2 separate regions of the Homo sapiens genome follow, and region 1 is linked to region 2. The links are chromatin loops, found by intact Hi-C in ENCODE. Cell type or tissue: B cell. All regions are shown on one strand. Region 1 overlaps NYAP2 (neuronal tyrosine-phosphorylated phosphoinositide-3-kinase adaptor 2). Region 2 overlaps DOCK10 (dedicator of cytokinesis 10).

Region 1 (5,000 bases), 730 kb after region 2:
AGGGACATTTTACCTGATCAGTTGGATACATTGTCAAGTGTTTCCTACTTTGAGACTAAGGTTTTACAGTCCACAGGAGAAAGCAGTGCTGGGAATGAGATAGCCACAGAATATGTAGTTGGAGAGCATGTGCCACCCTCACTCTGTGTGACCAACGGCCCCTTCTCTATAATGTGCTGCTCAAGTGTTGAACAAAAGTGTTTTCTTTTTTTCTTTTTTGAGATTCTGTGATATTCCAGATTCTCCTATCAGACCTGAACTGAGAACATGTTTTCCATGCCATTTGTACCTTTACACAGCTGATTTTATTGTATGCTCATGATTACACCACATGATGGAAATGGAAGAAAAGCAGAAACAACACACAGAACAGAACCAACAAAATCTGAACTCATTAACACACAGCTTCTCACCACCACACAGCTTCTTTCAGGCTGTGCAACACATATTAAAATTGGCTCTTATTATTTACTTCCTTCTGCATACATGTCAACCTTACATATATTTCCAAACATGAAAAACCCTAAGAGGAGGTCTTGGAACACCCCCCTAAGTTCACAGTACAACATCAGCATTATGTTTGAGAAGTGTTTCTCTGTACTAACTTCAAATTGTAAAATAAAGTGCTATGTTAACAAAGATTATGTTAAAAAGAAATTATGCTACAAAGAAATTATGCTTATTTGTTATAAAAATGATATTTACCAAAGAATTTGGATCTAGCCCTGTGAAATGTGGAATAAATTCATGTTACAAATAAGAATGTCAGTGGCTAAGTGGATCTATTACCAAGTACTATAGCCTAGTTGCATTAAAACAATGCAAGTGCAAAAAATATATAAAAAGCATTATCTTATGTGTGCTTTATATGGTCCTGTCAAATTGTTTTATAAAAATGTTAGGCTTTAGTTCTTTATGGCACTCTCTATGAGCTTTAATTAATGTCATATCTAAGGTGGAAAATAAAATTTATTATTACTTTTAAATAGTAGCTGAATCAAGGAATATGTAAAATGAAATGTTGGAATTATTTCCTTTCTACTTTAATACAAAGAATTCAGAGGGTCATAACTCTTTACAACTTAGCTGAAGTATGGGCTAAGTAATTTACATATTATTTAGCCATTGCGTGCTTATTAACTTTTACATACTTTAGGCAGCAGAATATTTGTGGGTCACTTTTTCAAGTCCAGAAGTTCCATGATCAGTCTCTCAGTAACTCCATTATAGAGTGGAATAAAACAAAACAAGCTCATGCCTGCCGCCAACAACCTTGTCATTTATTCTGTCAGAGCAAGGAGGGTATAATAAGCAAGAAGATGTTCTCAAAGAAGTCTTGAACCAATTGACAAATAAGGGTGGGGATTGGGCCCAGTGGACTCTGAGGATGCCTGTTATCTAACTCTGCTGTCGCTGGTACCTGTGTGTGTCCCTCTCTTCAGCATCCGAGGTCAGAGTTATCAACTTCACCACCAGAGCTACAGGTGTGAAGTAGCAGAAGTACGTACTCCAGCTTTCTTTACCATCTGGAAGGGACAAAAAGTTATTCAGGGTTCTTAGGTGAAGTTTGCATAATGAACATGATGTGCCATTTTTGTCACCTCTCATGTGCTTACCATGTGCCAGGACTGGGCTCGGAGCATGCCTGCATCATTGTAGGTGTGTTCCCTACAGTCCTCACTGATGGGTACTATTATTATCCCACATCACAACCAAGGATACCAAAGTGAGTAAGGTTACATAGCTTATCCAAAGTTTTGTATTTATTAAATGTCAAAGGCTATGACATTAACCACTCAAAAACCTGAGATTTACCACTCAGAACCTGATATTAACCAGTCAAAAACCTGAGATAGACAAAAACCTGAGATAGATATGAGACTTACAGGAAGTAAAGATTTATTAGAATCCTGGCTCTACTGGTTAGTGGCTGTAAGACCTGGAATATGTTGCTGAACCTTTCTGAGTCTGGGGTTGTTGTTGAGGATTAATGAGATAACATAGGTGTGTAAAGTCCTGGACAGACATTACTTGTGGGAAAAAAATATTAATTCTTTCTCCTTTTCCTAACAGTTTTTCCTCTTTCCAAAAAATTCAATTTTTCTGCTTGCTGGAAAATTCTAAAGAGAAAAGTAGTTCAGTCAGTGTTATTCCAAAGGCAGTAGTCACTGAAGGAATGATTGGTCCACCCCACTATCCCCAAGCTGGTATACAACTGCTAGTGCATGGTGATAAGAAAAAGCAGACAGATTTCTAGTTGGTTCTATCACTGGTTTTAAGTTCTCTGTAGACAGTGCATCTCCTTATTGCCTGCACCTGGGGCAAATTGATTTCCCCCACCTTGTCCTTGGTACCCCCCTAGAGCCCATTATATTCATTACTCCTTCTTTCACAATTACAAAATTAGTTACTAAGTTATTTACCATGTAATAGGGAGTTTAGGTCTGGCATTTCTTCTTACCTTGTAGGTCTCATATGTGGGTTGGAGGCAAAGTACGTAGAAATTGGCTACAGGTAGCATTTCAGAACTGTCAGCTCTCCTGCCCCCAATACTACTTACTCACCTCTTTGAATTAAGGTAGGAGAAAATACAATGAAAACATTAAGTCTATATAGGAAGCTATTATCTGCTAGGGTCGGGACAGCAGGTATTAGAGACACAGGATACATTTTTTTTTTTTTTTTTTGCCAACCTCAGCATTTACTTAAAGATTCCACATACCAGTTTTAAATGCCTATTTTTTTTAATGCCTGCAACCATTCACATTATAAAATGTATCGATTTAACTATTAAAACGAATGTCTGGCTTCAGATGGGGCGGGCCAACTCAGCCTGTGGAAACACAGCATAACACTAGGTGGATACATGGCGCCACCTAGCGTCTGTAGCGCACTTTGGAATCTATACTTGGCTTTCAAAAATTGAATCAAACAAAACTGTTTTATGACACAGAAGATGTATGCGTTGTTTGGGATAATAAGCAAAACGCCTGTAGAAATCTATGACAAAATCTGCTGATGATTTTTGTTTTGAATTTTTTTCGTTACTTTAATCTTGCAATTTTAGGTTCTCTAACTTTTAAATAGTATGCCTTTAAAAATAATACTTAGGGGAAAAATGAATCACAGCTACTGATCTCAGAGTGCTATGCATTATTTATGAATATGTGCAGCTGTTTTCATTAGGATTTATGACATCTTCTGTGCATTGTAAATCCCTTAATTCAACCTGAGTTTCCAGGAAAGGAGATCATTATCCCTCTTTTGCCAACTGAAAAGGAAAAGAACAGAAAAAAGCATGACTGGTTAAATGGAAAAATTCCTTCTTGATTTCTTTTGTTTTCCATTAACATGTTTGAAACAGATAGCTTGAGAGTCTTTCCGGAAAATAGTATTCTTGCTAACTTGTGGGTAAATTTACCTCCAACTTAAATTGCATGTGCATTAGGAATAAATGTTTACATGCTGTTAGTACTGGCTCAGAGTGGCAGTACCCTTCATTCAGAATAATAAATATGTCTTTGCCATGAGTTTTTTACTCAAGAAACACTAGAGATCTTTAGCACTAGCACCCAGCTCACCTGCTGGACAAATCTTCATTCTTCATTCTGTGCTGCAAATGAACATTATCCTTCAGGTTGAAAACACTTCTCCAGATAAATTGGATTCCTAAAATAGCTTTTGTTGAGAGCTTCTTATGTGTTTGCCAGAGTGCTCAGAATGCTGTATTATCTAATGTTGTTCTTACAGCACACTTTTGAAGTAGGTAATATTATACCCGTTTCACTGATGATAAAATTTTTGGCTAAACAGTTTCTGTTACCTATTGAAGGTCTTATAACCAGTGAGTGGCTTTATGGATGTAAGATATAAAACCAGGTAGTTCTATCTATCAAACCCCTGCTTTATGCATAGTTGCCTCATATATAACTTCCTTTTTGAATTTGCTCTCTCTTTTTTTTTTTTTCTGAGGCGGAGTCTAGCTCTGTCACCCAGGCCGGAGTGCAGTGGCATGATCTCTGCTCACTGCAACTTCCACCTTTTGGGTTCACGTGATTCTCCTGCCTCAGCCTCCCAAGTAGTTGGGATTACAGACATGCACCACCACACCTGGCTAATTTTTGTATTTTTAATACACACAGGGTTTCACCATGTTGGCCAGGCTGGTCTCGAACTCCTGACCTCAAGTGATCTGCCCACCTCGGCCTCCCAAAGTGCTGGAATTACAGGCGTGAGCCACTGCACCTGCCCCTGAATTTGCTCCCATTCTAAAACTTATTTTCCTTCACTTTCATCCATTTATTTAATCACTCTTCAATTTCCCAGGTCTTGCCTTTTGACTTTTTGAGACTAAAATGTCATAGCAGAGGACAAATTCAACTAGGACTTCAAATAAGCAGAGTGCCAACCAAGAGCAAAATCTCCAAAGTTGACATGAGGTTGGGAAAGTAACTTCTGGAAGAAAGCTAAGTTCCATTCATCGGTTATTACATTTTTGTGGACCATGGACTAGTGCCATGGGACATCAGCCCTGCAGCTGTGCATGTGCACAAGTGTCTGTGGATATTAACACTTGAGCACATCGAACCCTTTCCACATTCTGAAAAGAAAACATATCCTCGCCCACACATGCACACATAGATATCAGCTTCCAGAGTACTGTTGTAGATTTAACCAACAACACAAAAGACCAAGACGTATTCACCAAAATGTATCTGGCTTCTGGACTTCCACAGAATCCTACGAACAGACACTTTAAAGTGGGAGGGGGGAACCCCAACTGTACTGTCATGTCAAAGCATTTGTTTTCTAAAGTAAATGCTGCATTAGAGCTAGTTAATAATCCCTAGTTGTCAGCTATTTTGACAGGGATGGCATTTGGAATGCTGCATTTAATGACTTCTTTCCCAGAAAATGAGAAAGTTATTTGAAGGACCAAAAGGTGTCAGGAGTAATCCTACCCAACCCAATCAACTTTGCATATGAAAGGGGTAGAGGTT
Region 2 (5,000 bases):
AGTTAGAATAAGATGCAAACGCCTTATCCTGTCCAGCCATACCAATCTCCAATCTTGGAGCTCTTCAGGGCCTTTGCACCAGCTACCCCTTTAGCCTGAAACATGCTTTCCCCAGCATGGCTGATCCTTCTTGAGAACTCAGAACTCAGCTTAAATGTCGCCTTCTTAGAGAGGCTTGTCCCTGGTCACCTAGACCAACACAGCTCTTACCCTACTCAGATTCTATCATCAGATTCTGCCTAGTTTTATTTTCCTCATAGAATTGGTCTTTATCTGAATTATCTGGTAAATTAATTGGTTTACCTTTTTGTTTGGAATAAGTAAATCTTTAATAAGTAAACCCACCAAAAGGTAAGCTCCCTTAGAACCCCAGGTGATTTCTGTCTAATCACTCCTGTCTCCATTCATCAAATAATGCCCAGTATTCAGTATTATACATCATGTATTTGCTGAATGAATAAAGGAAGGAAATGGTTTGGGGTGTGTTATAGAATAGTATGTTTGGAACTGTGCTGATCTTTTACCCCAGTTGGGAATGAGGGTGACGGTGTATGATGGGCCGGGATGGGGTGGGAGAGGGTAGGCTATGGCTTTGAGAAATGGGCAAGGACCACATCTCGAAGCAGGCATTGGGTCATGCCGAGGTGATTGCACTTCATTTTGAAGGCAGTGGGGGAGCCACAGAAGGGTTTTAAGCAGCCATGGAATAAAATAGTTCAGTGTATTTATTGGAATGTTCACACTGGAAAAACAAAGAGTTATTCTTGTATTGTCTGTTACGCTGCCAAGAATGATAAAGATCAAGGAGTAATCAGAGACACTCCTCAATTTAAATGAGCATGGGAAGATGCCAAAACTTTACAGCCCATCTACCTGCATCCTCCACTCTCTTTTTGAGCTGGGAGGCCTTGAAGTAGCATTTGACATATTTTTGAAGGACATAACTAGGAGAAAAGATGCTCCTGGATTCATGATTTTTGGTGGTGTTTGACATAAAGAGGCTGTTCAAGGCTGGACGTGGTGGCTCACCCCTGTAATCCCAGCACTCTGTGAGGCCGAGATGGGTGGATCACTTGAGGTCATGAGTTCAAGACCAGCATGGCCAACATGGCAAAACCCCATCTCTACTAAAATTACAAAAATTAGCCGGGTGTGGTGGCATGCACCTGTAATCCCAGCTACTTGGGAGGCTGAGGCAGGAGAATCACCTGAACCCAGGAGGTGGAGGAGGTTGCAGTGAGCCAAGAATATGGCACTGCACTTCAGCCTGGGTGACAGAGTGACACTCGGTAAAAAAAAAAAAAAAAAAAGAAAGAAAGAAGAAAGAAAGAAAGAAAAAGACTGTTCATCAGGTTAATCTTCAGTCTGAAAAATGAAAATGAGGATGTGGAATTTAAAAAAATGCGGTTTAACTTTATGCTTGCAGTTCAACTTCCAGTGGCCTAGTCCAACCACGGAAATGAGATCTCTGCACGAGATAAGTCTCTCTCAAAATGTGCCAGCACTCAAGTGGAAGCCGTTTAAAATTTTGAAAAACATTGGAAGAGTTTCTTTCTTTCTGTTTACAAATCTGTCTCCTTTTTTCCATGATTCTTCACACTTGAAACAGAAAATCATTAACTTCCATATACCTTCTTTTTCATGAATCCATGGAGGAAGGTGAAAAAAAAAAAAACTCTTTAAAAGCCAGAAGCCAGACCTGCCCTCAAAGTAAGAGAGAAAATGGAAGTTTGAGGCTGCTTGAGGAATGTGTGGGCACTGAGACCCATGCTCCCTGATAGAGGTTTGCATGGACAATGGCTGTTTCACAGGGATACCCTTCAGCTGCCTTTTTATTTGCCTTAAGATGTTGAAGTTTGTGATGTCTGAGACCACCTTTCTTTTAGGAAGAGACAGGAAAGTTTAATAGCTGCCCATTGAGATCTCTGTTTGACAGTTAGATATTAGATCACAATTTAAAAACATTTAAGACCACAAGGTAACAGTATTTTATGTTTGGAACATGTGGGTGCTCACCATCCACAACTTTGTGTTTGTCTCCAAAGCGAATTTCCTTTTCATTCATTATCTCTACTATCCTCAGAGGCTGTCTGTGTGGTAGTGTGCATTGTCCTAAAGGGGACTATCTGAGACCGCCAATCTCTCCATGAAGATGTTCTAGCCTACCTTTCTTTGCCCCCAGGTGTCAGTATCTCCTTATGAAAGACAAACCAAGATTAAGGGTGATTTTTAAGAACTGCATCTTTTGTGCTAATGGAGTCCTGTCTTTGCCATTGGTTGGTTTCAGTTGCTTGGAAGCTTTCAGTTAGAAATGGCTGAGGGAGGAAGTGCTCTGTGAGTCCAGGTAAGGCAGTGGTTAGAAACCCAGACATTGGCAGGCACACGAGTGCCAGCTGGAACCGGGCAGTGTCCTGGGCCTCCTCCCAGTCCCCAGTGGCCACTGACTCACTCAGCCTCCAATCTTTCAACTTGAGGGGGCCCTGGGGTACTTTCTATTATAGGATGTGAACTCCTGCTGCAGAGACTGAGATGTAGGGTGGCCACAGGGAGGCCTGGACTCTCTGAATCTACAGGGAAAGACAATGACCCAATGTGTAGGGCCCTCCTGAATCTAAATGGCTTGAGAAGAGAAGACTTACTGAAAAGTCATCACTGGGGAAGAACAAGAGATCTTGAAGAGGATCATTCCGGTAGGTCTTTTCAAGTTCTTCAATGACAGTCTCATAATCCAAAGGCTCGAGAAGCCTAGGCTTTTCTTGCTGTAGAAAAAGAAAATATGGTATTAATCACTGACATACACCATCTCCCTTTTCTATGCCTGGTTGGATTTCATCTCTTAGTTATCATTGAGGCTTTAACACTGCACAATCCTTCCAATGCAGTCACAGAGACTCCAGGAATTTAGGGCAAAGCCACACACCTATTATTTCCAGATTTGAAATAATATGAGAAAATCCTAAAATACCTGATATCTCCCTCAGAAATTCAAGCTGTTCTTATTGAGTCCCCAAGGCTCATGATACCCAGCCCTATCACATCCACAGAATAGATGTTTATGTAAATTTTATCTTTGTCAACATGAAGAAAGACCTTCTGCTTACTTGCTACGGTATTATGATGATTATCATCATTTCTTCTGAATTAGATACTTCCTCATGAGTTCTGTTGGGTCTATTTAAAAATGTTGGCACCTTGTTAGCAATGAAAGTATCACAGGCACTCTTGGTTGTCACGAACACATGGATCCTGTGTCAGGATTAATTGCTTGGCTCTGAGCCTCTTTGTCTCTACAGAGACAAGCTAGGTCATTTTCTAATAGAACTGAACGACAGGACTATTATGGATGCAGTGTGATGAAAATGGATAAGTGAAAAAATAGCCCGATAATCACATTGCATTAGATTCCTGAAGCCAAGAGGGAATGTGCTCCCCTCAAAGAAGCCCCTCATAGTGCCAAAAATAAAAATAAAATAGAGGGAGAAATGTGACAGTTTCATTATAGGGTTGATGTGTTTGTTCCAATTGTACAGAACTCATAAGGTGAGAAAAGTGGACCCTCCCTCGCCGCAAAACACAACAAAATCCAAAACAGAAAACCAAAAACACAATCTGCATCCTCTAACCCTTTTGATGAAGCATTTATGCAACCTAAGTGAAAAGCGGTGGTCCTCTGGGTTATTTTGGGGCTCCTAGAAGCTTGAGTGGTTCCTACAAAATTTGAACGCTAAAGTGATCCCATAAGTGAAAAAAATTATTATTTTTCTTTTTCACGTAAGTGACATCAACAGATACTTCCCCACCAAACTCTTCCTTCCCCACACTCACACATGCCACCCTTCCTCATTCTGCAAAGTACACAGAGTTAGCTTTGACTCCTAAGGCTTTCTTTGGAAGATCTCTTCTGATAAGGCCCTAGGAACTTTCATTGACATTTTAATAAATGCTAATGGGCTTTTCAAAGTAGCAGTCAATATATATTTTGATAATTTTCCAAATATAAAAAATAAAACAAATGTGAACATAGTGGGCCAAAGGCAAGGGTCATCATATACTTTCTACATTAGAAAAAAAAACCCAGCTCACTTCACAAATGCTTAAGGAAACTAAGGGTAATGCCAGGTGAATATTCTGTCTAGAAGGTCCTTCCAGAAAGATGGCTAGTTTAGTAAAAAAGAAATACCCCACACAATGTTTGGAGAAAAGAAATTCAGTTGACGAACATATTTAATGAAAGAGCTGTGAGACATTGAGTATTTTGAGGAAGAAAATTCAGAGATGCTATGGCATGACTTGGGGAGTGGAAAAAAAGACTTTCTGGAATCATTGCCTTTTGATATTATTCTATTTAGACTTATTTTAAGTTCTAATTCCTTATTTCCCAGGCAAAGGTTAATTCCAAAGATTTAGATTGACAGCTCAAAAGGCAAATGCACGTTCCAGATGTTTGGTTTGCCACCCACATTTATTTTCTTTTTAATTGGCTTTGAATGTCTTTAAGTCATGGTATTTCTCTCCAATTCAGCTGTAGGCCTCAGTAGTCTTTATCTTACCCTGCAGCATATTACTTTTATATTACCAACTGCCCCCACAGGCCTTCAAGTCTGAAACAGTTGGCTTATTCTGAAACCTGTTTTTCCTCCCTATTGAGTGTGTAGGTATCAAATGTAGCAAACGAAACAAAATGTACAGTAAAACCCTTTCAGGAAGCTCTTACGTCTGCCTTAGATTTGGTTCATTGTTTATGTCTCTAAGAGTTCTTCAGCTTAAGTATATGATGCCCTTTGGTATTTACAGCAATAGTCCATGATGTGGCTAATAACACTTTTATCTTCTCCCTCCTCACACCAAAATGAGTAGAGATATGAGAGTGTGGTTTTAGTGTATATTGTAATTTATAGGTTTAAAGGCAAATGACATATGGATGTTTTGAGAGGACTTCTATAATCGGGTTCTCACTATCTTTTAAATTTTATCACCCATTAGTCCCCAAATCCAGCATT

Evidence for each region. Peaks named below come from ENCODE experiments on the same cell type or tissue, not always from the same donor. Only the 100,000 strongest peaks of a DNase experiment are listed, where the experiment ranks them.
Region 1: it touches region 2 in a loop (32-fold over the local background); 8 of 110 quality-filtered maps call a loop at or near these places.

The regions. Positions count from the first base shown.
Region 1 is chr2:225,657,773-225,662,772 of GRCh38, forward strand. All of the region lies in intron 7 of NYAP2 (neuronal tyrosine-phosphorylated phosphoinositide-3-kinase adaptor 2), which reads left to right. Among named protein-coding and RNA genes, the nearest start is that of NYAP2, 260 kb to the left of the region's middle. In B cell, CTCF peaks have their summits at 2,871 (motif pointing left) and 3,070; a DNase peak (open chromatin) is centred at 2,869.
Region 2 is chr2:224,928,910-224,933,909 of GRCh38, forward strand. It overlaps DOCK10 (dedicator of cytokinesis 10), which reads right to left. Exons shown (of 56, transcript NM_014689.3): 2 at 2,640-2,759. Among named protein-coding and RNA genes, the nearest start is that of MIR4439, 79 kb to the right of the region's middle. In B cell, CTCF peaks have their summits at 2,172 (motif pointing right) and 2,381; DNase peaks (open chromatin) are centred at 1,449 and 2,202; H3K27ac peaks cover 3,298 bases.